2 separate regions of the Homo sapiens genome follow, and region 1 is linked to region 2. Evidence: read pairs that join two places in POLR2A ChIA-PET (ENCODE). Cell type or tissue: GM12878. All regions are shown on one strand. Links, peaks and the distances in the headings refer to the core of each region. The heading gives the core; the rest is flanking DNA.

Region 1 (15,500 bases), core at 333-8,332, 180 kb before region 2:
CGTCATGTTCTTAAGGCCTTTTGATACATTTGAGTTAAAAGGATTATGGAAGTTCAAGATTTTGTGTTTAATACAGGTATAAGCATGCATTACAGATACATGTGTACTTTCTTAGCACTGGTGGAATATTATAATGATCAGGTTAAACTTGATTATACCTTGTAACTTAGATAAGCCATTTCACAGTAGGTGAAATTTTGAATGAGTAAAGCCATAAAGCCACAGACCTTACTTATTTGTTTTTTTTTTTTTTTTTTCATTCCAAATCTTGTCTTTGTTGAGTTTTTTTGCTGTATGGAGTCAATTGGGGATGAAATGGGCTGTGGTCACAAACTGTGAAGGTGAGGTTGCTTAAATCTGTACTAAACATGAGATAATCATGGGTTGTCAGTTTAAATTGAGGAAAATTGGGAAGTCTTTGGAATTTTTGTTTGAATACAAGTTTTGGTGAATAAAAATGACACTCATTGATGTTTACAACATTTTTCTCCAAGTCATTCATTCTCTTGGAAATATGGCTGCAGCAAGGGATAGGCCTGAGTCAGAGCATCTGAGTTATTTACTGACCCTATCACTAAAAACTAACGAGCTGTATTGACTTTGGGGGGTTCAATTCAGTTTTCTCATCTATAAATTGTGAAGAGAAAAGTGATCTTTCCCTGGCTCTGAGTTAGTTCCTACAATTCCAGGTGGGGTCATTTTGGTACACCTGAAATTACCACTTCCCACCAGAGTGTTAAATGAAGTTACGGGTAAAATTCTCTATAGAAATAACCATTATGATAATATGATGGAAGATGTATTAGGTGCTGTAGACGGAAAAATAAATATATTCTTTAGGAGTTTACAAATGGACACCAGTATTTATCACATTGATTAAACCAGAGCCAGCTCTGGGAAAAACTAGCACACAGAAGTTTTTGTTTTTTTTTTTCCAGTGACCTTTCTTTCCTCTTCGCAGGCCTCCCACATTATCCTAATCGAACCCTTTCAAGCCCAGGGTTTTAGGCTACTCTCATCAACCACCTCTTGCCATTGCAGGGCATACTCCAAGTTATTTTGCTTACTTGTACTGTCATCTTCTGGAACTCATGTCCCTGTCTTTATTAACACTGGATGCATAGAGTTGGTGCTCAATAAATGTTTTGAATGGGTGAATTTCAGAATGAATTGATTAATTATTTAATCAGTAATTCAGAAAGTGAGCATCCCAAAATAAGAAGAGGAAGTGATGCTGTAGCAGTCTCCAGGGAAGAATATTTTTGATGCAACTGATACCTTGTGTAACAGCTTCTCTAAGGGGAAAACTGTTCCTCAAATCTAATATAAACCGTTCAGCTGTATGTTTTCTAATTATTTCTTATCATTGCTTTGTATTGTTCTGTCATTGGACCAAGGAAGATTACTTTTACCAGACTAGAAACATACAGGAAACATGTGGTTCCTTTCCAGATGATGATATTGGCCATCTTTGAAAGTGGTGCCTTTGTTCACAATGGGATGGGTTTTAACAGCTTTGTCTTTTCTCCCCCTTACCCAAATCTTCTGTGAGAGGTAGTATAATTTTTAGTCTGTGTAGCCAGGAAATAGAGTGAAAGTAAATTAAGTTTGTGGAAACCAACCATAACTTCAGCCTAAGGAAAACAAGTCAGATATTACAGCAGGAAATAGATATATGTTGGGTGGTATACAAAGAATACTAATTTTTATTCCACAATGCATACATGTATCAAAACATCACATTGTACCCCGTAAATATATACAATTATTATTTGTCAATTAAAGTAAAATAAAAGTTTAAAAATGAATCCTGATTTTATTAATTCTGCAAACTGTGCTGTATACCTGTAGTACAACTTCTGAAAAAGGTGGAGAAATGTGCATCCTTTCAGGGATAACATAACAAGGTAAATAAGTTTAATTTTTTTATCTGAAAAATTGAGGTTACTATTTGATTTTCTTCATTTCTCCACTTTATTTGCCTGCATATGTCCTGTCTCTCACTCCTCTTCAACATCACTGCTGCTGTTCGAGCTCAGGTCCAGCCTGCCTGCCTGCAATAGCCTCCTGACTGGTTTCCTGACTTCTGGGTTTTTCTTCCACTTTTCCTATACCATCCCATTTCTCATGCCCATCAATTCTCTACACTGCTGCTAGAAAGATCTTTTTAAAGATATTAAAATCTTCCAATAACTCTCAATTCTCTTTAGGATAAATCCAAATTCCTTACCAAATCACTCATGCATATCTTTCCAACTTCATCTTGTGCCACTCCCTGCCACCCACCCTGCACACCAGCTTTACCGAATTATGTGCTTAAAATTCCCAGAATGGACCAAGCTCCTCTCCTTATCATCTTGCTACTTCCTTCTGCCTGGAAGACACAGGCATGTGTATGTGTGTGCGCACACACACAAATGTACACACACATATGCTTTCATCACCTGGCTAATGTCTACTCCAATCTCAAGATTAGGACCTTGTGTCAAAATCCCCACTCCCTCTCACTTGCTTCCCAATGGCCCACATTCTCCTTTTATTCTTTTCCTCCTCAGAATCTTCTGGCTAGAGTTAGATGCCTTTCCTTTTCCATGGTACCCTGTAGGTGTCATAATACATATTTACCATGAGCTATTTGAGAACAGGAACTGTGTCTTTGATCTCTATATCTGCAACCCCCACAACAAAAAGCTTAGCAGATTTTTTTTGGGTTCAAGCAGAAGATGAAGTGCTAAGAATACACAGGGAAAGTCCTAAGGGAGTTCAGAGAAGATTGAGTCAAGGAAGACTTCGTGGAAAAAATGGTATTTGAGTTGTATTTTATTGTCGCCACAATAATCTCGATAGACTCTTTTCGCTTTTCAATCAACATTTTTAAAAAATTGTTAAAACTAACTCTGTAAAATATATTCTATAAGTATACAAACCTGGTAACAGAACACAGATCTCCCTTGGGTGATATAATAATAGATTTATGATTGAGAGGTTTTTAAACACTTTCCTAAGGGCTGATTGACAGGTATATATAACATCATAGGTTGGTATTTTCCACTCTTATTGGGTCATAGAGAAGAAAGCACAAGGTAGCAGTTAAGGGAATGTACACTAGAGTTAGACATACCTGGATTTAAATCTCAACTCTGCCCTTATAAAGTCTATTGATGATAATCTCCCTAAATGTTTCCTCATATACTAAACGGGGTAATAATATCTACTCCATTAAATGTGATGCTGCAAATAAAGCGATTAACACAGAACTTGGCATATAGTGACACTCAACATAATGGTGGTGAAGGTCGTTGTGGTAGAAGTGGTGGTTACCTTGAAGCCAGGGATGGAGATAGGTGGATGGGGCAGTACAAGAGAGAGATGCTTGATGACAGTTTTCTTATCTCTTTCATTTAGGCACAATGTCTCAAATTGTGCTCCAAGGGCACAATGGTTCTATGAACTGGTCTAAGGTGTTTCACAGGTAAAATAAAATTAAGGTGATATTTTCCAGGCTTGTAGAAAAAATTAAAAAGAAGTAGAATGTTTTCTATTTTAATTTTTTTCGATGTCCTTTCCTTAAAACTTTAGTGTCTGCAAGTGGATGACAGCAGATAACAGAATGGATAGTTTACAAATAAATATTAAGAAGAAAGATCAGTAAACTGATTTATTTAGTTTTAGTTTTTGTTTTTTTGAGACAGGGTCTCACTCTTTCACCCAGGCAAGGCTGCAGTGACACGATCATGGCTCACTGTAGCCTCAACCTCCCAGGCTCAAGGAATCCTCCCACCTCAGCTCTCCAAGTAGCTGGGACTATAGGTGCATGCCACCATGTCAGCTAATTTTTTTTTTTTTTGAGACAGAGTCTCGCTCTGTAGCCCAGGCTGGAGTGCAGTGGTGCGATCTCAGCTCACTGCAACCTCTGCCTCCCAGGTCCTGCCTCAGGCAATTCTCCTGCCTCAGCCTCCTGAATAGCTGGGATTATAGGCACGCACCACCATGCCCAGCTAATTTTTGTATTTTTAGTAGAGATGGAGTTTCACCATGTTGGCCAGGCTGGTCTTGAACTCCTGACCTCGTGATCTGCCTGCCTCAGCCTCCCAAAGTGCTGAGATTACAGGCATAAGCCACTGTGCCTGGCCCATGCCAGCTAATTTTTTTAATTTTTGTAAAGATGAGGTCTCACTATGTTGTCCAGGCTGGTCTCGAACTCCTGGTCTCAAGTGATATTCCCTCCTTAGCTTCTCAAAGTGCTGGGATTACAAGTGTGAACCACCATGTTCAGCCTGATTTATTTTAAATGTTTGTTCAACATTCAACAAATATTTATTTTTTAAAAGGTTGTGTGTGTATCTGTTTTGTAAAGATTCATACACATGTAATTTAGTCATTTTTCTTGCTAGTATTATTGCTCCTAGTTCATTCAACAAAACCAAATATGGCTGCATTTCATGCTGTTCTGCAAAGAGCACCATGACGTCCCCATGCTTGACCAGGAGTATGTGATCTGCTAGCCATCATCCCACTGTCTGAAGCTTTGGAGCCCTGGTTTTTAAGACATACTTTAGATTTTATTGCAATTTCTATGGAAAGCCCAATCATTCCTTTCCTCATTCCTCTTACATTAGAGGAGCACTTCTTTACAGATACAGATTTTAAAAACAAAGAAAATCTTTGTTGCTGCATGTATTATTTGTGCCATATACCATGAATAAAAGAGTACGTCTATACCTCCTGGAGTCACTGTCCATTGGGATATTCCAAAGAGTTGGAATAAGAACACATGGGAAATAGAAAACATACCCTGCTCCAGCCATACTCTGTACAAGTCATCCCCAAGAAGAGAAAACCAAGCTGTTCACAGTTAATGATTGAACAAGGTTTGGAAACCACAGATGATTAATTCTTGACTCATCTTCCTCTCAGAAATCCTCTGAGACTCAGAGTAACTTGTCTATTGCTTGTTCTTGATAAGGAATGAATCTAGAACATTTCTATGTGTTGACAAGCCTGACAGATTTCTGAGGACTGTAGGGAGTCAATCTGTCAAATAACCCTGGGCAGCTCTCATATCATGGTATGGCTCAGTGTTACTTCTTCCGTGTTTATCCTAGTAAGTCTTCTATGTTTATTCAGAGGTATGGAAGATAAGAGATTGGGAAGGCTCATTATCCAGACACAAATGGAAAGGCTTAAAGGACATGGCATACGTTTTTGGACCCAAGTCCAGTTTTTCCAGGTGGTCTCACCCTGCTGAGGGTCTGGATGAACCTTACTTCAGTTTAAATGAAGTTTCATTCTAGCAAGTGGTTATTTACATTCAGGAAGCTATCATAGTCATAAATTTAATTGGTATTTTTATTAATTGTTTGTCTCAATTGCTGGCTTTACTGCATTAAAGTGAATCTAATATGTGAACAAAAGCTAGGAATAGCAACCCATCTTCCTAATGCTTCTGTACCTAGACCACAGTTGTATTCATTTTAAAAAATCTAGATGGTAAGCTCTGGTTTGAAACAAGAATAATTCAAAACGCTTTTGGAAAAGTTTCCTGGAAGACTCATCTTCTTTATTGTAGCTATGTGAACCCTGATATTGTTAAATATACCACAAAGAAATCCTTAAGTCCACAAAATCTTTTTCTACACTTTATCAGCTTTGCACTTAAGGAATTAGAATCTTAACATTTTTTATTCCTAAACAAAAAAACTAGTCAAATCTCTAATGTATACAAAGAATGACCAAACTGGGTTTATTACAGGAGTGCAAGGCTGGTTTAATATTTGATTATCAACATATTAACAGAATAAAAAAATTGAAAGTTATATGACTATCCAAATAGATGATTAATAAAAAGCATTAATAAAGCTCAACATTCATTCATGTTTTTTAAAAAAGCAAACTAGTGATTAAAAGGAACTTCTTTATATGATAGATTTAATCAAAAGATCTACGATAAATGTAGTAATGAAATGTTGAAAGTTTTTCCCCTAAACTTGAGAATAATAAGGATGCTTGTTATTATCATTTCTATTCATCATTGTACTGAAGCTCCTACAAAGTATAATAATAAGAAAAAGATACAAAATGAATAAGAATTGGAAAGGAAAAAATAAAACTCATTATTTGCAGGAGATATGATTGAGTATATACAAAATCTGAAAGAATATACAAATAAATTGTTCAAAGTAATATGTGAGTATAGCAAGTTTACTACATACAAGGTGAATATAGTAAAAAAATCTATTAGACTTCTAAAAGAAAATAAAATTTCAAAAGACATTGTTTCCAGTAGCATCAAAAACATGAAATACCTAGGAAAGACATAAAACCTCTACACAGAAAACTATGAATGATGAACTATAAAACATAAAAATGATGTATTTATAAAACATGTAAGTATATAAATGATAAACATTAAAACATAAAATATATGTTCATAACGCATATAAACTATAAAATACATAAAACACTAAAACATTATTACAAAAAATTATAGACCCCAATAAATGGAGGCATAGACAGGGTTCATGAACTGGAAGACTCTATGTTTTACAGATGTTGATTCCAGCTTGAGCACAGTGGCTCATGCCTGTAATCCCAGCACTTTGGGAGGCCAAGGCAGGCAGATCACTTGAGGTCAGGAGTTCAAGACCAGCCTGGCCAACATGGTGAAACCCCATCTCTAGTAAAAATACAAAAATTAGTCAGGCATGGTGGCACACACCTGTAACCCAGCTACTTAGGAAGCTGAGGCAGGAGAATTGTTTGAACCCAGGAGGCGAAAGTTGCAGTGAGTGGAGATCACGCCCAGCACTCCAGCCTGGGCAACAGAGCGAGACTCTGTCTTAAAAAAAAAAAAAAGATGTTGATTCCCCTCAAAATGATACATGGATTTTGTGCCATTTCAATTTTTAAAAATTCTTGACAGGTGTGTGTGTGTGTGTGTGTGTGTGTGTGTGTGTGTGTGTATACGTATGCAATTGACAAGCTGATTCTGAAGTTTAAAATGCAAAGACCCAAGAACAGCCAACATGTCTTGAAAAAGAACAAAGGGGGAATCACTTGCTTTACTAGATATCTTAATAGCTAGGCAGTGTGGAATTAGAGCAAAGATAGATGAATAGCAGTGAAACAAATAGAATCCAGTAACATACCCTTGCATGTGTAGGGACTTCATTTGTGATAATGGTGGCACTGCAGAGAAATGAGGGAAAGAATTATCTTTTTATAATGGTTGTAGGTCAATTGAATAGTCATATGGAAAAAAACAAAACTTGACCTATACCTTACATCATACACAAAAATCAGTTCCAAGAAGTTCTAGACCCAAATGTGAAAAAAAAATTTAAGTGACAACTTAGGAGATTTATACAAAAGAATATCTTCATGACTTTGGGAAATAGAAGGATTTCTAAAGTAGAACACAAAACACACTGATCATTAAGGAATTAATTAAGTGGACTGTATTAAAATAAAGAATTCTGGGCCAGGCACAGTGGCTCACACCTGTAATTCCAGTGTTTTGCAAGGCTGAGGCAGGAGGATTGCTTGAGCCCAGAAGTTTAAGAACTGCCCGAGCGACATAGCAAGACCTCATCTTAAAAAAATTTTTTTTTAATTAAGAATTCTGTTTATTGAAGACATTTTTAAAAGTTGAAATGGGAGCCACAGACTGGGAGAAGGTATTTACCACATATATAGCTGATAAAGCAAACGAATAAGAAAAAGACAAACAATCCCAACTTTAAAATGGCCAAGAGAATTGAATAGGCACTTCACAAAAGAGAATATCCAAATGATAGCCAATCAATGTATGAAAATATAGGAAACCTCATTAATAATCAGGGAAATTCAAGTTAAAACCACAAACAAATACCACTACACACCCACCAAAATGGCAAAAATGAAAAAGATTAACCATAACAAGTGTTAATGTGGAAATAGAGCAACTGGAACTATTGCGGAAAATCTGGCATTATTTACTAAAGTTAATATATGTACCCTAATATTCAGTAAGTATACCCCTAGGTATAAATCCAGTGAGAATTTTGTACATATACTCAACAAAAGACATGTCCAACAATGTTTGTAGCATCATTTGTCATAATAGTCAAAGTCTGGAACTAACTCAAATGCCATCGACATTGTGAAAGCAAAATAAATCTCAAGACCCCAAAATCACTAAGCCAAAGGGAAAAGTCATGCTGGGAACTGCATCAGGCAAACCTGCCTCCCATTTTATTTCTAAAAAGAGAGCTATAAAGATTAAAAAAAAAAAAAAAAAGCTACGTACCTTCCCCACATTTTGCCCACTAGGAAATTCCTTGTGGGCCCTAAGGTCTTTACCCTAAAATGGTTCTGTTGAATTTTACCCTGACAATGTATATTGATTGCTTATCTTCACAGGTGCGGGGCAGAACTGGGAAGTCATCCCTCTGCTCACCTGACACAAATGCATTATCTGACTGCTTCCTCTAATGTAAAATGCAGATTCACTGAACTAGGTGAATGTATAAGTGACTATTTCTCTACCCACCTCTCACATGTAAATTGTTATTTGGTCAAAGGCTGATCAAAGACTCAAAAGAATGCAACCATTTATCTCTCTTATCTACCCACATCTTTTACAAATGTCTTCCTCTTTCCCCAGTATCCACCCTTTCCCCTTTAAATATTGATGCCCTCAAAATCATGTTTGGAGAAAGGTACAGGCCTACTTCCCTGGCACGCATCCTGAACCTTGGCAAAATAAACTTTCTAAATTGATTGTGACCTGTCTCAGATACTTTTGGTTTACAACATAGAATATATAATAAATTTAATGTAATACATTCATACAGCAGAAAACTTCACAGCAACAAAAATAAATTACACACAACATGGATGAATCTCATAAATATAATGTGAAGCAAAGGAAGCCAGATACAAAAGATTACACACTATGTGATTCCGTTTTACTATTTCAAAAGCAGACAAAATTAATTTATTGTGTTAAATGCTTCTAAAAAGTGGGCTTCTGAGGTGCTAATAACATTTTATTTCTCGCCCTAAGTGGTGGTACGTGGGTGTGTTCACTTTGTGATTATTCATAAAACTCTATACTTATAACTAAAATATCTCCCTGTATGTGTATTATTCTTCCATATTTTAAAAAAGTATTTTTAAAATGTCTCAAGATTTATTCCTTTTTTGAACTTAGACTTTTTGAGGCAGCAACAATAATATATGTTAGATACATATTTTACATATAAAGTGTTTTTCTCTTTGTTTTGTTAATACACTTTATTTTTTACAGCAGTTTAAGGTTTACAGAAAAATGGAGCAGAAAGTGTGAAGAGTTCCCATATAACCCTTTACCTCTACCCCCAAACACAGTTTTCCCTACTAATAGCAACTAGCATCATTACTGTGGTACAATTGGTGAGACAATATTGATACATTATTATTAACTAAGGTCCATAATTTACACTAGAGTTCACTCTGTATTGTACATTCTATGGATTTTGACAAATGCCTAGTGATACATATCTACCATCACAATTTGTTAGTGTTTGGTTTCTAAATTCATACCATTTCCATAATAATTATTCCTTCACATTACTGATTGATTTTATCTTCTTTATAATTAGTGCTATTTCTGAAAGAGGATGCACATTTCTTTTTATGCCATTAGCCAATGGCTTAAGTCAAGTAACATCAAGCTAAGGATTTAAGGCCAAGTTCTTGGGCAAAAGATTTACCCAGGCCTAAAATTTCTAGAATAGCCGACTTTCCACTTACCTTTGGTAGTTAGAAGATGTGTCAACATTATAGTGAAAGATTCTATTACAATGCTTCAGGGAAGACCTGCCATGGGCCATTCTACCCTTGGCCTCCACATTAGGGATCACTGAGTCATGCTCTGAATCAACATAAGACTCAAGAGAGGATGTACAAGCCCTGCTCCAGCACAGTTGTCTCAAAAGGTCTAGTACACTTTAATAAGCAAAGATCAACCACATCCAACCTGGAGTGGGTCTCACAGCAAATTTCTTCCCCTGCTCCTCCCTCTGTATTCGAAGCATCTCAGAAATGACTAACACCAAGTAAGGAAAGGAAGACAACTGTTCTCACCTGTCTTAGTTCACAAAGAAGAAGCAGGTAGCAGTGGCTTCTAATAAATACTCAAGACTAAAGGAAAAACTCTAATGACTGCATTTTAGTCTTAGAGTGAACTCCGTTGGACCTGTAACTATGAGCACTGGATAAGAGACAAACCCACTTATTAGTCCTTAAATATAACAACATACAGTGAGTCTTGATTATATGTTGGAAGAAGAGAAAGCAGATGTACTCAAAGATGTTTTAAAACAACCAAAACTGAACTCCAGCCTAGGCAACAGTGAGACCCTATCACAAAAACAAAAACAAAAACAAAATGAAACCACAACCAAAACACTTGTCACACAAACAAAATCCACAAATAGAACTGATGAATTGTAAAGTCAAGAAAAACATCAAAGGCAGCTCAAAGTTGTCATGAGTTGGGCTTGCCAACATTTTAAACCAGATGATATAAAAATGACCACTAGCACAGTCTCTTCATAATGCTAACTTTACTAAATCAAAGCACCTTACTAAATCAAAGGGAAGGATTAGATTGATGTTTACTCTAGGCTTAATGAGCTTTTCTTCATGGAAATATTAAAACAATAAGATTATGGAGAATTATATAGAGCTCTAAGAAAATGAAATTATCATTAAACACTTTAATATCTATTCATACACTTACAATCATGATGATAATTACCTACTCAGTAAAACAATGCCTCCAAGAACTACAACAAAGCAACGTGGGTGGTACCTGAGTTTCAGTTACTACAAAACAGAAAGTCAGAAAGTAAACTCTGGACCTTGGTTAATTCAGAATTTCTCCTATATCATACTTCTCTGCATGAAGCTCACAGGAGCTCTCAGAGTAGCCTCCTCTATCAGTCATCTTTGCTGTTATGTAGAGATTTCCATTCACCATATCACAAGTCTTGTTTTAAAATGGTAAATATATAAAATTATCCTTCTTTTCTGAACACACTCTTACCTGATGGTAAATCATGACCTGTGCATTCAGGTGTAGCTGAAAGGGTCTTTGAGATACCAACATGCTTCCCTTTATGAGGCCAAGTTGAGTCTGCTCTCTGATAAATGCCATTAGCTGCTTTCTACAGGGTAGAGTTCTCAGAAATGTTTAGGTAAATAGAGCTGCACAAATATCAACACTGACAATGGAATACAAGGTTTATCCATGGGGTTAGCATGATTTGTGTACTATCAGGACCCATGTAAAAGTGGGCTCTGTGCTCATTCTATTTGCTGTGTGGTGTCATTTGCTTTATTAAGAAAGGATGTGTTGTTTTTATATGAAAATAATTCTTGCTTTTGAACTCCAATGTTTTAGGACAATCCTTTGAGTTGTATGGAGTTGTTGTGTCCTAAACTACACTGTTGCCATATTTCCTGTGAGCACCATGCCTGAAGCTGTGTTGTACTTTTAATATTCATTTAGACTAGAAACCTAAATAAAACTCTTGATAGAGTTTGAACAGTGTAAATAATTTATTTCTAGGAGTACTTGTACCATTTGCTTAAAAGATTGCAAAAAAAGAATATGCCTCAAGTCTCTGGGCCATCTGAGGGTTCAGCAAGAAGAGACCTCCTGTTGCTGACTGAGGGAGTTAGTTCACAAACTCTTGCCATTTACATTTTAGTAAAACTCTTCATACCAATAGGAAAGGCTCTCCCAAGGATACCAGAAGCTGTGGTGTATAGATTGATAGCACGTGAGGACAGCTACCTTAAGAACAGCAGGTGCTTTCACTGGGTTAAAAAAAAGACTCACAGGAGTCTTCTAAGCTTCTTTTCAGAACAAGCGTTGAAATAAATAATTTCTCTGGAAAATGCTTCTTCCATAGATCTAAGCACCCTTTAAAACTACCAGATGTCAGCATGCCAAGCTCCTTACAATGACGGAATATTTCTTATAGTTTTCCCTGTGGGCTAGAAAGTTCCTCCCACAAATAAAATCAAGGAGTGCATGCATCTTGCCTTTACCTGAAAATGTCTTGAGGTTACAGTTATGACATGTCATCACTCAAGGAGACTAGAGCATCAAACTTAAAATAAGCTGGCAACAGAACCCCAAAAAGAAAACATAGAGTAACTTAACACTATTGTAAAAAGTCCGACCAGAAGAGCAAGGCAGGGCTTGCCCCTTTACCTACCTAAAGCAAAATGGGGATTGTTCCCCATGGGAAGGACAAATGAACCCCAGCCCCAGGCTCATTTCAGAGCCTCATCTCAGGAACTGTGAGGTTAGGAATGAGGCATCTGATCACACTTTTTACTTTGTCCACTGTTATAAGGAGTCATAGTTCATAGTGAAAAAGAACTCAGCTGCTATTATCTGCAGGAGTGGCTGAAAAGGGTGGAAGTGTGCCCATAAGTCCTTTCTCTCATCACACCCACAAAACATTCAGAGTCTAACCCAAACTGCATGCAGTTAAGAAAACACTGGAAAGGAAGCGGAATGAGATGAAAAATTGTTCTTTTCTATCAAGCTCCTGTTTGGAGGGCTCTAGATTCTTTCTACCCCTCCTGGTTTGGGGAAAACCAACCTAAAATAGTCTTCTTACTCTTAGCCACCTTCCTCTTCTCCTTTTCCCTTGTTCTGGCCTTCATGACTTCTTTATTTTACTGTTTTTTTCTCATTTTTTTCCTGTCCTTCCTTTCCTCATGTCTCTACTCATTCCACTTTCAATGAATACTTATAGTGAGCCCAATACAGAGAGGCCCTTCAGACACAAAGATGGCTACAACATCAGAGTCATGGCCAAGTGGAGGAGAGGGAGGAGGAGAAAGAAGCAACAGGTCTGGTTTTTAACATGTTGAGTTTGAAGTACTTGTTGGACATCTATGGAGGTAGACAGTAGTGGTTGGGAATGCTAAGCAGGAGTTCAAGAAAGAGGAAGTTTTATTGAATACTACATATATTGTGTTTGGAGTTGAGAATACAGTGAAAAGATAAAACCTGTCCGTTTTTCCAAGGGCTTTAAGAAAACAAGCAAGAGCATTAAAGTGTTTGAGGTGCCCAGATAAAAGCATGGGCAGATGCTGAGGAGATACAAAGCAAAGCAGTCAGATCAAACTGAAGTGGGGGAATGGGAAAAGCCAGCCAGTTCCTTGGCTTCATAGAGCCAATCAGCCAGGAGGGTCTCTGTAGGCATTATGTGTGGGGTTGGCACTTGACGCTCTGTTGATGCTAAATTGTTCCAGCCAGGCTTACCCATGGAGTGTTAGCTTTTCAGATTTGTGTTCTCTCTTCTCTAACTGGATATTGATCTTCCCTTAGCAGAACAGTCTCCATCTCTAGATGGGGAAGGGAAACCCATGGCCTCCTTCCCATGAGTCTTAACACTATGCTGATTTGGCAAAATAGCCCATGGTCTCTTACATTTCTTCCTATTTTATAGGCCCAAGAATAAACCCAAGGGTGTTCTGAGATAAGTGTACAGACTTAAATAAATTTGGCAGTCTGATTGGCTGCAAAAATTTTCTGAGAGAATAAGAAGATCATTGCCATGGAGTTTTCTATCTTGTGAGATCTAATGAAATTAACTTTCTACTTCAGAAACACTTTTCAGTCTTTGTGATGAAATCCCTTTGACCATTAACTTTTCAGATCTTGGAGCTAATGGAAATTCTCCCACCCTACCCCACCCCAACTCTATTTGTGTGAGCATCAGAGAAAACTCCCATGCTTTTCATCAGCCATCCATTTGTGTCTATTCCTCCTAGCCTAAAAAATCCTCATAAGCCAATTAAGTAAATTAAGATTTACATAAACAGCTTGGTTCTCCCAGTCCTTCCTCAGCTGCCTGAGTTAACCTAGACAAACTAAAAATAGAAACCCAAAAGACAAATACTTGGTGCATTTTTAGCCCTTTAAAGGAAAACTCCCCTTTTGTGCTTTTTCTGTGGCAAGGACATTGTCCTCTACTCACAAGTTATTGCTAAAAAAACAAACAGCGTTGCACACTGGCATGGAGTTCCACATGGGGTAAATCCATACAGCTGCAGTCAACTGGGATATCTTTTCCCAGTGATGTCTGGGTTTGTTTCTCCAGGTTTTCAATTTAGATTGTTCACTTGGTTTCAAAATTACATATTAAAATGTGTAATTTAAATTATGGTCATATGTTATGAATCACTTCTTGAACCTTATTTAGGATATTCTTGCAAGTTCCACAAGATGATTATAAATACTTATCTTGAAGTTAATGTTGCTTCTTGTTTGTTCTAGGAAGAGAGAAGAATTGCTTATTGAACGTTTATGATATTTAGCTCATTTAAAAATTTAATTAAGTATGTTAGCTGCAGGCCAAAGAGGGAGGATTTGAGATATTCCAAAATAATAACATTTTATTTTAAATGTTAGTATCTCATTTCAGGTACTCTTCCTGCTGTTGCTGTTTCACGTAACATTGATGAAATGAACACAATCTGATTAATGTATGGTATATGGCAAAAAACATTACCTTATGAAGTATATTTTATTACGTGCCATCCTAACTATGCTGCCAAGTATTCTGTAAGTATATAGGCTAGCTGAGCCTCGTTCTTACTTCCAAGAGGAATGAGTGGATGGTAAAGACCATCAAGAATAGGATTATTCTGTCTGGGTGCAGTGGCTCATGCTTGTAATCCTAATACTTTGGGAGGCCAAGGCAAGAGGATTGTTTTAGCCCAGGAGTTCAAGACTAGCCTGGGCAATATAGCAAGACCTCATCCCTACAAATAATAAAAAAAATTAGCTGGCATGGTGACACATATCTGTGGTTCCAGCTACTCAGGAGGCTGAAGTGGGAGAAGAATTGCTTGAGCCCAGGCAGTCAAGGCTGCAGTGAGCCATGATCACACCACTGCACTCCAGCCTGGGTGACAAAGCAAGACCCTGTCTCAAAAACAAAAAACATACAAACAAAAAAACCAGAACAGGGTTATTCTATTTAAGTTCATCATCACTATCACATTTCACTGAGAATTGCTGAAACTTGCACAGCATTTTAGTGGCATAGATTTGCTCTGTAAATTTTTGATAATTCTTTAAGCTCCTCATGATTTAGGATAGCTAAGAGCCTGGAAAATTATTTTAAACAATTTTACAGAATGGCATAGGAAAAACGATCAAGCAAACAAAAAGCTTTCATACTAGTCCTGACTCTGCCATTAACTACCCTCAGCACATTATTTAGTTTACCTTCTCATTTTGCAAACTAGGTGACCCAAACTAGGTAATCTGTAAGGTCTCCTTGAGCTCTAATATTTTATGATATTAATATTAGAATTATGCCCACTTTTACTAAAATTACTCTCAAAGCTCCTAATATCTTCTGAGAGTAATCTCTTCATAGTACTTTTAAGTCGTGGGTGTCTACGTGGCCTTTATCAAGAGGAAGTTATAGTCTTTATAT
Region 2 (15,500 bases), core at 2,830-10,829:
AAGGGCTGAAGCAGTGTTTCCGAGTGTGGAAGATGCTGCCTCCAGAGCCCTACCAGGCACTGTGCTTCCTTTTCAGTAGTGGAGGCATGAAATGCAGACATTTGTCCTTTACTTTGAAGGGGATATCCCAGGGTAACCCAGGCTCTGTACTTATGTGGCACTGTGTGGACTAAACATTTCACTGACATGGCAGAGCTCCAGCCTCTGAAGCACAAGTGTCTTATCAAGGCCTCCAATGTACTTGCACTTCTTGCTCACCCAGTATGATTAACATGGTATCATTGATATAGTAGATCAATTTGATGTGATGTTCTCTCTAACTTCCAAGAGGCATTCTAGCAGTGCAACAGCTAGTGTTTCCTGGGTCCTTGCCGAGGTGAACTCCTACATCATGGGAAAGTGCTCTCTTATCAATGAATTCTTCTTTATCCAACTGTATGCTCTACCTCCCTCGATTATGCATACTCAGGATTGTTAAAAGAAAAACTTTAGACAAATTAAATTTAACAGAGTTTAATTGAGCAAAGAATGATTTGCAAATCAGACAGCCACTTCTCCCCAACCCCGTCTCCCTCCCCTCCCAACCAGAGAGGATTTATGGACAGAAAAAGGAAAGTGATGTTCAGAAAATGGAAATGAGGTACAGAAACAGATGGATTGCTTACAGCTCAGTGTTCGCCTTATTTAAATACTGTTCGAACAGTTGGCTGCCTGTGAGTAGTGGAAGTGTGGTTTCTGTGATTGGCTGGGACTTGGCTACTTGTTACAAGAGTAGATTACAGTCTGTTTACACATCCAGTTAGGTTACAGTTAATTCACTATGTACAGAAAAACCTTTAGGCTGAACTTAAAATATGAGAAGAGGCAGCTTTAGGCTAAACTGAATTTAACAGGATCCCTATGTACTCTTCCAGCTTCTGACAACATATGTTGTCCAGGTCCTGCAGCTCCTTTGAGGAATGGTCTCTTTTCTCCCTGAGCAGGCTCTTCAATTATGTTGTAACCTCACCCTCATTACTGGTTTGGTGGCAGGATGAAGGGAGACGTTGAGATTCTGTGGGGAAAGAAGTTGTTTTCTTGCAAGGCAAAAATCTCTGTATTGACTTCAAAAGTAGGGAGTGTTAACCTTTAACCAACCAGGAGAATGGGCCCCTTCTGCAGGCCCAGAGAATTCAGAGGAAATCTGGGAAGTCAAAATTTACAAGGACACTTGCCTATATGTCCTCACCCCAAATCTCAGGATCCCACTCCCTCCCAACTAGGATTGTGACTTTGACATAGACAGCTCACTAGGATTGAGAATTCTGCCTTCACTGGAGCTCTGCGACTTCTGTTTGCTTGGTTGGTTGGTTTGTTTTGTTTTTGAGACAGGGTCTCACTCTGTCACCCAGGCTGGAGTGAAGTGGCACGATCACGGATCACTGCAGCCTCAACCTCCTGAGGCCCAAGCAATCCTCCCACCTCACCCTCCCAAGTAGCTGGGACTACAGTCACGCACAATCACGCCCAGCTAATTTTTGTGTTTTTTGTAGAGAGAGGGTTTCACCATGTTGCCAAGGCTGTTTTGGAACTCCTGAGCTCAAGCAATATTCCCTCCTCCGTCTCCCAAAGCGCTAGGATTACAGGTGTGAGCCCCAGCGCCCAGCTGTGGCTTTCTAATTTAAGTTCTGGGTCTCATCTTCAGGAGGTCCAAACTCTGACTGCAGGAGATGAGAGTCTCTTGTGCTGCCAAGAAGATCTTCTGGTTTTTACATTCAGCCTGAAATTGGTGGTTAATCACCCATAACCTTTCATCGTCTCTCTCCAATGCATTGAGAGTGGCCAGTAACAACCATGCCATTTTATTGTCCTTAAATTACTACTTTCCCCAAACCTCTGGATGGGCCTTCAGCCCATTCCAGTTTACCACTGGTGAAAGTCTTGCCCCACCAGGGACTCCATCTACCACTAGGGAAGGGTTCTCATCACCAGCCAGTCAGCAGCGACCCAGCTTCAAAATCCTACATTAGACGCTGCTTCCTAGGACCACTTTACCCCTGTGCCTGCTGTTGTAGGTCAGGTTCCTCTGGGCTGTCAGACTCTGAGATTTGCCTGATAGGGAATATTAGAAAATGCTTTCAGGAGCTGAGCCCTGAGGGCATGAGGGAAGCAGGATTGCACAGAAGGACAAGTTGAATTGAAGGGCAGTTACAATAGAGGCCTCAGCTGATCCCACAGAAAGTTCTAGAGCTGGGATAGTTAATCAGAAATGTCATGCACTAAGTTCTGGGGATGTGTCAACTGGTTACTGTCCCTGAGGGCAGGGCATAATTTTGGATGAGGTCACCCTACCTTGAAAGTGGCCAGTAAAACCCCATTTTCCCTCTACTCAATCCTGCTTCCCTCACCCACTCAGGGCTCAGCTCCTGAAAGTGTTTGCTAATATTCCCCTACAGGGGATCCTCAGAGTCTGAGAATGGGGAACCTGACCTACAGGTAGGATGACCAGGAGCAACCAGGACTGAGAAAAAGCCTAGGGCATGGGAACATCAGCGCTAAAACTGAACAGTCCCAAGCACGCAAGAATGTTTGGTCACTCTACAGCATCTGTCCATAAGCCCTGGCTTTAAAATACACTACAGGGAGCTGCGATTCTGTCAGTTATAATCTATCAATAACAATGAATATATCTGGCTGGGTGTGATGGCTCATGCCTGTAATCGTAACACTTTGGGAGCCAAGACGGGAGGATCACTTGAAGCCAGGACTTAAAGACAAGCCTGGGCAACGTAGTGAGGCTTCATCCCTACAAAAAATTGAAAAATTACCTGGGCCTAGTGGCACACACCTGTACTCCCATCTGCTGGGCAGACTGAGGTGGGAGGATCTCTTGAGCCTAGCCAGTCAAGGTTATAGTGAGCTATGATCGCACCACTGCACTCCAGCCTGGGTGATAGAGTAAGACCCTGTCTCTTAAAAAACAAAACAACAACAACAAAATGAATATATATGAATAGAATATACATCAGTAGTTAAGACGCTGGGCCACTGGATGCATTCTAAGGAGTAGGTCAACTAAAAAATGCTGCTAGAAGGTTTGTGACTATGTGACTATATTTGATTTGTAATATTTAGCGAGTCATTGAGTAGAAATATTAACATCTCTTAGGTCATGTCCCTGACATAAAAATGGAGTAGAAGTTGCTGAAACAAGGCCAAGGAAACAAGTTACAAGGAAATAAAAGATCACATCAGAAAAACTAGAAACATCAAAGGCAACAGGTTGGCTAGCAACAGCATCAGAACCACCTGGGGCTCTTACTGCAAATGCAGAGTCCCACCAGCAGAAATAACCCAATTTGGTGGCTCCAGGATTGGGACAGGAGGCCACTGGAGCCTTCCTTTTTAACAGGTTCCACAGAAGATACTAATGCAAGTGACACCAGATCTCACTCTAAGAGGCACTGCAGTGTTTCTACCATCTGCTTTCTTTTAGCCCATTGATTAATCACCAATTATGTTCTTAAGTTTTAGCAAGTTAGGTTGCCAGATAAAATACAGAACACCTAGTTAAATTCGCGTTTCAGATGAACAACAAATAGCTTTTTAGTACGTCTCATGGAACCATAAAATATTAATAATATAAAAACATAACATACTATAATAGAAATGTAATGTTAGAATATGAATGATACTGTTATAAATTAAATGATCACATCAAATAGACATAAATAAGTAATTATAATAAAATATAATAGAAGTGTTTAGTAAGAAGAAACTATTCATTGTTTACCTGAAATTCAAATGTGGCTGAACATCCTGCATTTTGATTGGCTAAATCTGCCAGCCCTGCTATCAAGGGAATTTTCAAACACACACAAAAGTAGAAAGAAAGTAGAATAGACCCACGTGTAACCATCCCTCTGCTTGAATAATTATCAAAATTTTGCTCCAGTTATTTTTTTATTGAACTTTTATGCTTATCCCCCATGCTGTGGAGAACATAGAAAAAAATGATGTTCTTAAGTAGCTTATGCTTAAGTTGGGGAACATGGTACACATTCCTGAAATAACTATTGAAGAAATAGGTGCTAAAGTATGTGATGCTGACTGTAAGTTGCACAGTTGTTTGGGGAAGGGAGCATCAGCCAATGTTGACTGGGGCGGTCTTGGCTGAGGGGAGGCGGGAGTGGAGATTGTGTTAGGCCTGATAAAGTCTGTGTAGATAAAGAGATGATTAAACAGGCTTTCTAGGTGGTAGGTGAGGTAACCAGCATAACCAGGCTGTATTCACTCTGGCTCTATAAAAAAACTCTCTTTCCATTTGAAAGCACTCACCACACCCCGACGACCCTCCACCCCACCCTCGTGCTTCACACTTTAATCATCTGGGCCCAGAGCAGCTGTCACCCATCAGGCTAATATACATCAAGCACTACTGCAAATTACATCATCAGAACCGATTAGCCCTTGAACATGTCAGCATAATAGCACTTCTATCTTCTCTGGGTGACTCGTTAATTAATCTCTGGAATATGCTGTCTTTGACATCATTGGGGAGTTAAATTTTTCCTAGATTGAAAGTAGCCCTGGGGAAAATTATAAGTTGATAAGAGAAACAAAATTCTATTCAGCCGCCCAGCTTTATGCTAATGCTCATGAAATGTCATGGCTACTTGAACCTATAGGCATGTGAAAGGAAAATAAATCTCAGTACCCCCAAATCACTAAACCAAAGGGAAAAGTCAAGCTGGGAACTGCATAGGGCAAACCTGCCTCCCATTCTACTCCTCAATAAGATAGCTACAAAGATAAAAAAGCTATATACCTCCCTTACAATCTGCCCACAAGAAAATTCCCTGCGGACAAAAGGACAGACAGAACTCAAAGCCATTCCTCTGTTCACGTAAGACAAATGCATATCTGATTGCTACCTTCGGCCTATTGTTTCACTAAGCCAGACAAAGGCCTAAGTGACTGTTCCTGTAAATTGCCGTATTCAGTGAAAGGCTCATCAGAAACTCAAAAGAATGCAACCGTTTGTCCTTTATCTACCTGTGACCTGGAAGCCCCCACCACACTTCAAGTTGTCTTGCCTTTCTGGACCAAACCAATGTACGTCTTATGTATATTGATTGATGTCCCGTGTCTTCCTAAAATGTAAAATACCAAGCTGTGCCCCAATCACCCTGGGCACATGTCTTCAGGACTCCTGGGGCCATGTCACGAGTGCATTCTTAACCTTGGCAGAATAAACTTCCTAAATTGAGTCTTGTCTCAGATATTCTTTGGTTTACAGGCACATGTTGAAAAATAAAGCAAAGTACAAAATAATGCTCTGTGTTTTCTCTGGAATCACATTAACATTTAAAATGATCAGTTTTTTTTTTTTTTTGAGACGGAGTCTCACTATGTTGCCATACTGGAGTGCAGTGGTGCGATCTCGGCTCACTGCAACCTCCGCCTCCTGGGTTCAAGGGATTCTCCCGCCTCAGTCTCCCGAGTAGCTGGGATTACAGGCACGCGCCTCCACTCCCAGCTAATTTTTGTACTTTTAGTAGAGACAGGGTTTCACCATGTTGGCCAGGATGGTCTCGATCTCCTGACCTCGTGAAAAATGATCAGTTTTTCCATACGAGTGACAAGAAGGCAAAATGTGGGGTCTTACACATTCACACACTCACTTTTTAATTCCTCTCAACTTTAAATGTAACTGTAAACACTAAGAAGAATGCAAACTTGAAAAAAATACTTTATTGAAATATAATATAGCTACAGATCAAGAAACACAAAATAACCAGTAGCCCCACAAGCCCTCTTCATGCTCCTTTGAAGTCAACACCCTTCATCAAAGGGTAATTGATTCTTTACCTCTAATAGCATAGAACAGCTTTGACTGGTTTTGTACTTTATATAAATAGAGTCATATGATATGTACTGTCTTCTGTGTTTGCCTTCTTTCATTCCACATCACATTTGAGAGATTCAAGAGAAATAGCTTTTGTAATTAATATATACTCAACATTTTAAAAATTGGAGCTGGGTGCGGTGTTTCAGGCCTATAATCCCAACATTTGGAGAGGCTGAGACGGGAGGATCACTTGCACCTAGGAGTTCAAGACCAGCCAGAGCAATATAGTGAGGCCCCCAACTCTACCAAAAAGAAAAAAAAATTGGAAAACATCCCTTTAGATTACTTTTAAAATCGTATGTATGGGCTGGGCACGGTGGCTTACATCTGTAATCCCAACACTTTGGGAGGCAGAAGTGGGCGGATCATGAGGTCAAGAGATCGAGACCATCCTGGCCAACATGGTGAAACCCCATCTCTACTAAAAATACAAAAATTAGCTGGGCATGGTGGTGGGCGCCTGTATTCCAGCTACTCAGGAGACTGAGGCAGGAGAATCGCTTGAACCCAGGAGGCAGAGGTTGCAGTGAGTCGAGATCGTGCCACTACACTCCAGCCTGGCGACAGAGCAAGACTCCATCTCAAAAAAAAAAAAAATTGTATGTATGTCTGTACACAATTTATTTGACCAAGACTATAAATTTTTATAAATGTCCTGCCTAAAAAGAAAAGTTATTTTTTCTTTTTGACATTTTCATTAATTCTTTTATCCTGGCCTATTATAATGAATATTAATCCAATTTCTCCAAAACTTAATCTTTACCCAGCTCCAAATGCCTTACAATCTTTGTAGCATTTTTATGAGAAGAGAAATATAAGAATAACACAAAGGTGTTTTCCAGCTGGTGGACCCACTAGCAGCTGGTGACCACTAGGGAGGTCGATGTGTTGCCAGCTCTGTCCCTGTAAGGACATCTGTCATCTGTCAGAGCAATACTCTGGGACTTTCTCAGAAGAGTGCATGTGCATCAAGACTTGGCTGATTGTTTCCACTCACTTAATTATAAGCCTGAGTCCAGTTAAAAAAAAAAAGGGAGTTCACCTATCACATAAACTACCAGTAATCATGGGAACTTCCAAAGTTGGCAAGACACTGTGGATTTATGACTTAAATGACCAGGAATAATGTAGAACGCCAGGCAACAGTCACATAGATTTTTATACCATAAACTCCACAAACCATGCACAGTGTTGCCCTGTGATACAGGCTTTCTAAAAAAATTCTTTGATTTTCTTAATTTTAAAAATTGTGTTAAAATACATGTAACATAAAATTTACCATCTTAACCATTTTAAGCGTACAGTTCAGTGGTATTAAGTATATCCATATTATTGTGCAATTATGACTGCCATCCATCTCCAGATCTCTTCATTTTGCAAAACTGAAACTCTGTACCCATTAATCAGTAACTCCTCATCCCCCCTACCGCAGCCCCTGACAACCATCATTCCACTTTCTTCAAGATGCAGATTTTTAAAGCACAAAACGCAAAGTTCTCTTGTGTACTCAATCCAGTCTCTTGGGACACAAATTTTCCTTAATTAAAGTCATTCTCTGCTCTCCAGAATGAACCCTAGCCCATTACCTCCTGCCCTCTTCATCTTTGCAAGGGTCATAATCCTTTGGTCAAGTTCCTGCCATTTGGACAGGAAGGATGAGCTATTTGACTCACATGAAAGGACCCAAGTAGCCCTCTTGATGCAGTGGGCAGCACTGTCAGTCTCATAAGTGTAAGGACCTAGAGGGTATCTCACCCTCAGCCATCTCTCCCTTTTATATCTGCTTCTGCTTATTCCAAGAATGAGAAGAAGCAGAAATGCGAATTGCACCCTGGTTCACCTGGGGCCTTCTGCTGACACAGGAATCTCCTTCAAAGTCCATGAGGCGGGATGGGCTGTAACTGTTATCTACAACTAGGCAATTTCTGACTTTGTTCTACAATTCAGTCCTTCACTCCTTAAATTCTTGAGCCACCTTATTCCCCCTGACCAAATGGACTTGCTGTTAACTAAAAGCTATATCACTAATAACTTCTAGTTATGGGTGACTGACAAGATCAGCAAATCATCTTGCCAAAATGCAAACATAAAACTGGACAAAACTGACCAAAACAACCATTTCAGCACTCTGAGATCAAAGACACACAACAGTCTGAAAGCAGTTATGCTTGAAAATGACTGAACTCCAGGTAAGAACAGTGAGCATCTGATGCATTTGGCCTGGGGCCTCTCTCATTCCCCTTGCTGACCCCAGCTTGGTTAATGTAGATGTTCTGTCTGGGAAGGGCAAGCTCTCAGCGCAAGCAGCACCTCTACCACAGTCAAAGGGGCTCATTCAATTTGGAGTACCCATTCCTAAAGGGAAAAATGAAGAGCACAAAAGTAATAGTTATACAGGTTATTACAAAATCATCTATGGTAATTTTTCTTCTCATTTCTTTTTTTTTTTTTTTTTTTTTGAGACGGAGTTTCACTCTTGTTGCCCAGGCTGGAGTGCAATGGCACGATCTCGGCTCACCACAACCTCTACCTCCCAGGTTCAAGCGATTCTTCTGCCTCAGGCTCCCTAGTAGCTGGGATTACAGGCATGTGCCACCATGCCCAGCTAATTTTGTATTTTTAGTAAAGGCGGGGTTTCTCCTTGTTGGTCAGGCTGGTCTTGAACTCCTGACCTCAGGTGATCCGCCCGCCTCAGCCTCCCAAAGTGCTGGGATTACAGGCATGAGCCACCACGCCCGGCCTCTCATTTCTTATCTAACTTTTTTCAAAGACATGAGATTGTATAAAGCAATAATTACAACATTGTATTGCTGTGTTTATAACATATAGATGTAATATATATGTAAATAATAGCACAAAGAAGGTGGGAGGGATAGAAGAATATTGAAGCAAAATTTTTATGTTTTTCAGGAATTTAGTATTAATCTGAAGTACATTATGATAAATAAAGACATATATTGTAATTCTTAGACTACAATCTCTGAGAAATAGCTAAAACTTTTTTCAAAATGTGGAGTAATTCAGACGTTACCCTAAAAATATTTAACACAAAAGAAAAGAAAAAAGGAAAGCAATCAAGGATTAACCGATTAATAAAAAAGAAAGTTGACATATAGAAAACAAATAGAAAAATAGCAAATATAAATCTAACCATATCAACAATTACATTAAATGTGAATGGTCTACATACCCCAATCAAAACCCAGAGATTATTAGACTGAATAAAAAGACAAGAGCCAACTATATGATATCTATAAGAGGCTTAGATTCAAAGACACAAATAGGCTGAAAGTAAGAAGATGGAAAAAGATACACCATTCAAAGAGTAACTATTAGAGGACTGAAATGGTTATATTAACAGACAAAACAGACTTTAAAACTAGAAATATTACTAGAGACAAAGAGGAACAATTTCATAACAATAAGAGTCAATACATCAGAAAGACATAACAATTAGAAATATATGTGCCTTTAACAACTAAGCTCAAAATACATAAAGTAAAACTGACACCTTTCTCAGAGATAACTCACATGAAGCAGGGGGAAAAGTTACTGTCCTCTGATTACTCCAACTCAGGGCCCCCACTTTATGCTGCTAAGTTATACAGCATTTATCATGACATATTGTAATTGTCTGTTTACTTGTTTGGCTCACCTGGAGCCTTTTTTCCTTTTGTATGCCCAGGATACAGCACTTTTTTCAGTCTGCTCAGCAGATACAGAACAGTTGACTTTTGTAATCAATTAATTAATAAGTGAATGGTATCCTAGGCAGAAGGGGAGAAGCAAAAGACAGAGTGGCATATTGTAGGAACTATAAGTTGTTCCAAATAGCTTGAGTTGTGTATTCCAATGTAAACTATTGATTGGATTTAAGTCCAGACTTATTTGGGCAAACTTTCTTCAATATTTTGAGGATGTATTCTTCAGAACAGCATTGGAGAGATGATGGTCTGAAGTGTAGGATGGCTATGAGGGACTGATGGGAGATGAGCCTGGAGAGGCCAGGCCAGGAGGAACTTGGTAGGAAATGCTAAGAGATTTGAACATTATTCTGCAGACCACATAGAGCCATTGAAATATTTCAGACAAGGGAGTAACATAGTTTAATTTGCATTTTATAAGGCTCACCTTGACAGTGGCACAGATGATGAATTGGAAGAAAGCCAGGCTAAAGGCAAAGAAACTAGTTGGAAGGTAGTGTCAGTAACCCAGGCAATAAATGACAAAAGCCTGGGCTCAGGTTATGGCAGTGGGAACAGGGAAGAGAGGCTGAGTTACGAAAACGCATTTAGAAAACAGAACTGACAGGTCTTCATGACTAATTACATTGTAGGGTGAAACAGAGGGAGGTGTCCTTGAAACATTCCAGGTTTCTGACTTCGACAAAAGGCAGGTGGTGGTGACATTCATCCTGACATTCATCCTGACTTAGAAAGGAGAAATGGGGAAGAGGTTTACTTTGAGGTATCCAGGAGAGTCTGGTTGGAAATTCACATGACAGACTCAGGAGAGTGTTCTGGGCTGGATGTGAAGAATTGAGAGTCACTAGAAGATTGTTTCCACTGAAGTCATAGGTTTGGATAAGGCCACTCAGAGAAAGTACATAGGGTAAGAAGGGAAATGAGCAGGAGATTGAACCTTGGGGAACATCAACATGTAAAAGAGATAACAGGAGAGGACACTGAGAAGGAAGAAACAGAGGCAGTAGGAGGAAAACCTAAAAGGTGAGAAAACCCATCAGGAAGCCAAGGTGGGACTGAGAGAAAATATGATCAAATCAACATCAAATACTAGTACATCAAGAAAAAAAAGATACAGAATGATAAGGAAAGAAAAGTATTCATTGAATTTGAATCTGCTAAGGTTATTGTGAGTCTTAGGAGAGCAATGTCAGTCGAGTGGTGGGCTGTGGTGGGGTGGGTTGAAGACCAAGATAAGCCAAATGATGGTGGGTTGAATTAGAGACCTACCACAGAGAAGTACAGATAGGAAGCATTTAGGACTCTTCCAAGGAGCTTTGCTTTGAAAGGAGATGAGAGTGAGCTGGAGGGCAGTAGTTAAAGGGGAGAAGGGGGTCTTCAGAGATGCTGCTTTTGGAAAGTTTGGATGATGTTAAAGAGAGCAGGAGAGCGTGCTTATGGGCCAAGGGGAAGCCAGAGAGAGAGGGAGGATGACATCATAAGGGATTGAGCCAGGTTGCTAAGGAGGCAGGAGGACAAGTGATACAGATGAGGCCCACTGCATTAGGCCCAGAAATGTTTTCTTATTCTAGTTTCTTCACCACCAATTGATGAATATCCGTAAGACACAATTTTTAGGATAGATTCAGTAAATTGGATTGAGAACACTTCTTATACATTTTTGTACCCCCCACCGTAGTATGTTAGATGTGGCAGGTATACCTACAATTCTTTTTTTTTTTTTTTGAGAGAGAGAGAGTCTTGCTCTGTTGTCCAGGCTAGGGTGCAGTGGCATGACTACAGCTCACTGCAAGTTCGGATTCCTGGGCTCAAGCGATCCTCCCACCTCAGCCTCCTGAGTAGCTGGGACTACAGGTGTACACCACCATGCCCTGCTGATATTTTTCTTTTTTGTGGAGATGGGGTTTCACTATGTTGCCCAGGCTGGTCTTGAACTCTTGGGCTCAAGCAATCCTCCCTCCTTGGCCTCTCAAAATATTGAGGTTATAGGGGTAAGCCACCACACCCAGCCTAACTACAATTTTTAAATTCATTAAATCGTTCCTCTGATGAATAATTAACAACTCCCGTTGTTTACAGGAATAAAGGTAGAAGCTAGCTCAAGACCTTCAGAATCTAACTAAAATCTTGGTCTCCAGGTGGCTTCCACTGCAGCCTCCCTCTCCAGCCAGGCTGCTGTGTTGGCTTACCCAGGAACATGACTCGCCCATCCTGCTGCCTATGCCGTGCTCCCACTCCATCACAGCATCACAGTACCCTTTTCACATAGAGTGAGACTAAGACTAAAATCCACACCAACCATGGCCTACAAGGTCCCTCGGATCTGCCTCCTGCCTATCTCTCCATTGCATATGCAACCGCTCTCCCCACACTCTCTTCTGTTCCTTGAACAGGGAAGTATTTTGCTGCCTCCACACGGTGGCCCTTGCTTTGACTGCTGCCTGAAATGCTCTTTGCTTAGCTCTGTGTGGCTGGCTTTTTAACCCTTCCGGTTTCAACCTGACGTCACTTCATCTAAGCACTGAGAACAATTTGTTTATTGTCCCTCCACTTTCCCCCTACAGAATGGAAGCTCCATAAGGGCTGGAACCCCACTGTCTTGTCTCTTTCTTACCCTCAATGTCTATTACAGTGCTTGACAAATGCCTTTAAAATATGCTTCATGAATGAAGCATGAATGAATGAACAGCTCCTCCATAATCTCAACACCCAGCTTAAATCCCACCTCCATAGTAAATATGAATAATAGCTGACATTTATTTAGTGCTTACCTTGTTCCAGTGGTTACATATATTATCTCACTTAATGAGGTCCCTCAATTTACCTCCTGTAACTCATACAGTAATTATCCATGCTACTCCTTTCATATTGAATCACAATTTAGCCTCTTACTTTGTTATTTAATATATTACAGGCATCACCCTTTTTGCTCCAGTGGCATAATTACTGCTCCTCCACAGCCCAGTGCCAAAGCACACAGAGAAAGCTCAAGATATGCTGAATGACTGAAGATGTCCCCGCCCCCCACCTGCCATCCCTGGGGTTATAATAGTAGCCTAAGAAAAATGTTGAGAGGTTGTCTTTATTATGGCAAAGATAAGCACAGTCAGACTTTAGTTAAAACAGTGAAAACACTTTACTGAATAACTATTGACAGTAGGGGAAAGAGCTGAGTTCCCTTCAGATTTATAGAGAGGTCACCGGGCTTTTTAAAGAGAAAATGAATTGGGGGACAGTGGGGCAGGGAAGAATTGCAGGTGCCTAAGAAGAGTCTGCGAAGTGAAAAAATTACAAAAAATGAGAAGAGAGGGGACCAGTCCCTGTGAGACCCATCTAGGCTTGCTAACTGGTGCTTATTGGAGTTAGGCTCCTACCCTCCAACAAAGGCTAGGAGACAAGGCCTTGCCTTCAGGTATTGGCTGGAACAAACAGTAAATTATTCTTCTTCTTTTTTTTTTTAATTATACTTTAAGTTCTAGGGTACATGTGCACAACGTGCAGGTTTGTTACTTTTGGCAGTCTTGAGTTTTCTCAGGCAGGCACTTTAAAGGGATCTAGGGTCATTCTAGGAATGTAGCCTTGAGCTGTTTGAAACTATGTAGCATTTGTTCATGTCTTTATAGGCCAAGGTTGAGGACAAATTGGGAAGAGGACTCAAGGAGACTGATTAGAGTTTGGTCAAAGAGAGAATCTTTTGTCAACTGTAAACTTCAAACAGAAAATCTAACCCACTTTGCAAGTGGACAAACTCAATTCCACCTGTAAAGGTGTAAAACATGTTTAAAACATGATAGTTTGAGTTTGAGGTATGAGATATCCAGTTCAATCCCCTCATTTTCCAGAAGAACTTGTTAAAACCTTAACTTTCTAGAAAGAATTGTCTATTCTGTCACAAATGCTTCAAAACCAAGTTCACAAGTTTCACATTGAGAAGCTATAAGAATGGGTTCCTAGCATTACATCTTAACTGCTGGGTTTTGAAATATCTGCTTTGCAGTGTTGCAGAATTCCAGAGGAGCCCTGCAGTGTTGAGGATTTTAGGAGTCCCTTCATACACGTCCAGGCGGTGGCTTGGGGAACCTGAAATCTGTGTTGATGGAGACTAAAGGGAAGAGGATCCTCCCAAATTCCTCTAAATGCTTCTGCAGTCTGGAAATTCTTTTCTACATTTCACCTTAGGTTTCAGTTACAACCTACTCCTTCAGGTTTGGGGCTCAGATCAAAAGGAACACCCTTAGACTCCAAGGAGTCCTCCCTTCATTGTAAAAGATGACATTGGGACATTCTGCTCTGCTTATACCACCTGGGTGTGGTCCTTCCCAAGGCTGGCAGTAAGCATGGAGTCCAGGAGGGCTCTTTTATCCAACACTCTACCCTTGAGCGCCATGAGCATTATTCCTGAAATCATCTCAGGCTCTGACACTTAGTAGTGATTTCCTCCTTTGGGTTTCACCCTGGAGCAGATGTGTACAGTCAGGAAAATGTCACTCAACCTGTCTCTCCCCATCTGACAGGTCAGCAGGAAGCACCTGTCCTACTGGGTGTGTTTTCTTTGCAAGGGCCTTCCTCCTATAAGAGAAGGTATCTTCTCTCTCTCTCTTTTTTTTTTTTTTTTTTTAATTGAGGCAGAGTCTCACACTGTCACCCAGGCTGGAGTGCAATGGCCCGATCTCAGCTCACTGCAACCGCTGTCTCCCAGGTTCATGCGATTCTCCTGCCTCAGCCTCCCGAGTAGCTGGGATTACAGGCGCACGCCACCACATTTGGCTATTTTTGTATTTTTAGTAGAGAGGGGGTTGGTTTCCGTATATTGGCCTGCCTGGTCTTGAACTCCTGACCTCGTGATCTGCCCGCCTCGGCCTCACAAAATGTTGGGATTACAGGTGTGAGCCACCGCGCCCAGCCAGTGTCTTCTCTTAATTAAATCTTAAACCCTACATTTCCTAGTGTTCATTGCAGTAGAATCTGGGCAATGTATTTTACCAAGGACTCTTGTTTTTGAGCTTCTTAAATGGCCGGGGAGGTAATTAAATGCCATGGGTCTAATGACACACACACTTTCCATTCCAGCGGCTCCAAGTTCCTTCTCTGATAAATAGTTTAGCAATTATCTCTTTGGCCACCACCTGCCTCCCCCGGGAATGGTCTGCCAGGGTGATCTGTACTCCCCTGCCATTTTCCAGAGTCTCTGTAAATTAGGAAGAATTCCTGACGTCTCGGGTAACGTAGCTCTTTATGGGAGTGGAACGTGGCTATCTTTCCTCACTTTAAAATAGAAATTCTGGAGACTAAGCACCATCAAGGTGGCCATGATTTACCAAAATGCCAGCTTTTCAAAGTTCTTAAGTGTACAACCTTCCAGACTGTAGACCGAACAAGGGTAAAGGAGACAAAATGTATTGTCATGATTTTGCACGGCTAGTCTCTGGCAGAGTCAAGACCTCACATTCACTCGAGGGCTCAAATTTAGATATTGACATCTCCAAGTGAAACTAGAGTCCTAAGTGTGTGAGTCAGGTCACTTACCAACTGTAAATGAACATTTAAAATATGCCACAATGCACTCGTGGCACTGCTTACTTTTTATCTGTTTTACATATCAGGAATCAAAAAGAAAAATAGTCTGATCCTGACCCAACCTCTAGGAGGCCCAGGTTCAGGGTCCCGCCACCAGCAGGAGGAGGGGTGAAAGGTGACTAGAAGAGCGGCGTTAGAACTGCAGGAATTTCAAGGTCGCCTCCTAGGCCTCAGCGGTGGAGGCTAGCACGAAGGCGGGGCTGCAGCGCTGCCTGAACCAAAAGTACGCTGCGCTGAGGCGGGGCACGGAACGGGCTGGACTTCGGCTGGATGGGGCCTAGCGGATGGTTGGGCCGCGGCGGGATGGGGCGGGGCTTCGGGCGGGATGG

What was found. ChIA-PET counts read pairs that join two places held together with the same protein. Peaks named below come from ENCODE experiments on the same cell type or tissue, not always from the same donor. Only the 100,000 strongest peaks of a DNase experiment are listed, where the experiment ranks them.
Region 1: POLR2A ChIA-PET joins it to region 2 with 6 read pairs; 4 of 35 experiments call an interaction of 5 or more read pairs at or near these places.

The regions. Positions count from the first base shown.
Region 1 is chr10:104,099,520-104,115,019 of GRCh38, reverse strand. No RefSeq gene overlaps it. Among named protein-coding and RNA genes, the nearest start is that of SFR1, 15 kb to the left of the region's middle. In GM12878, for the core only: no CTCF peak of the experiment used is centred there; a DNase peak (open chromatin) is centred at 4,889.
Region 2 is chr10:103,918,407-103,933,906 of GRCh38, reverse strand. No RefSeq gene overlaps it. Among named protein-coding and RNA genes, the nearest start is that of STN1, 8.0 kb to the right of the region's middle. RefSeq lists enhancers at 4,785-5,450, 6,117-6,782, 15,427-15,500 and a silencer at 15,412-15,500. In GM12878, for the core only: no CTCF peak of the experiment used is centred there; no DNase peak of the experiment used is centred there.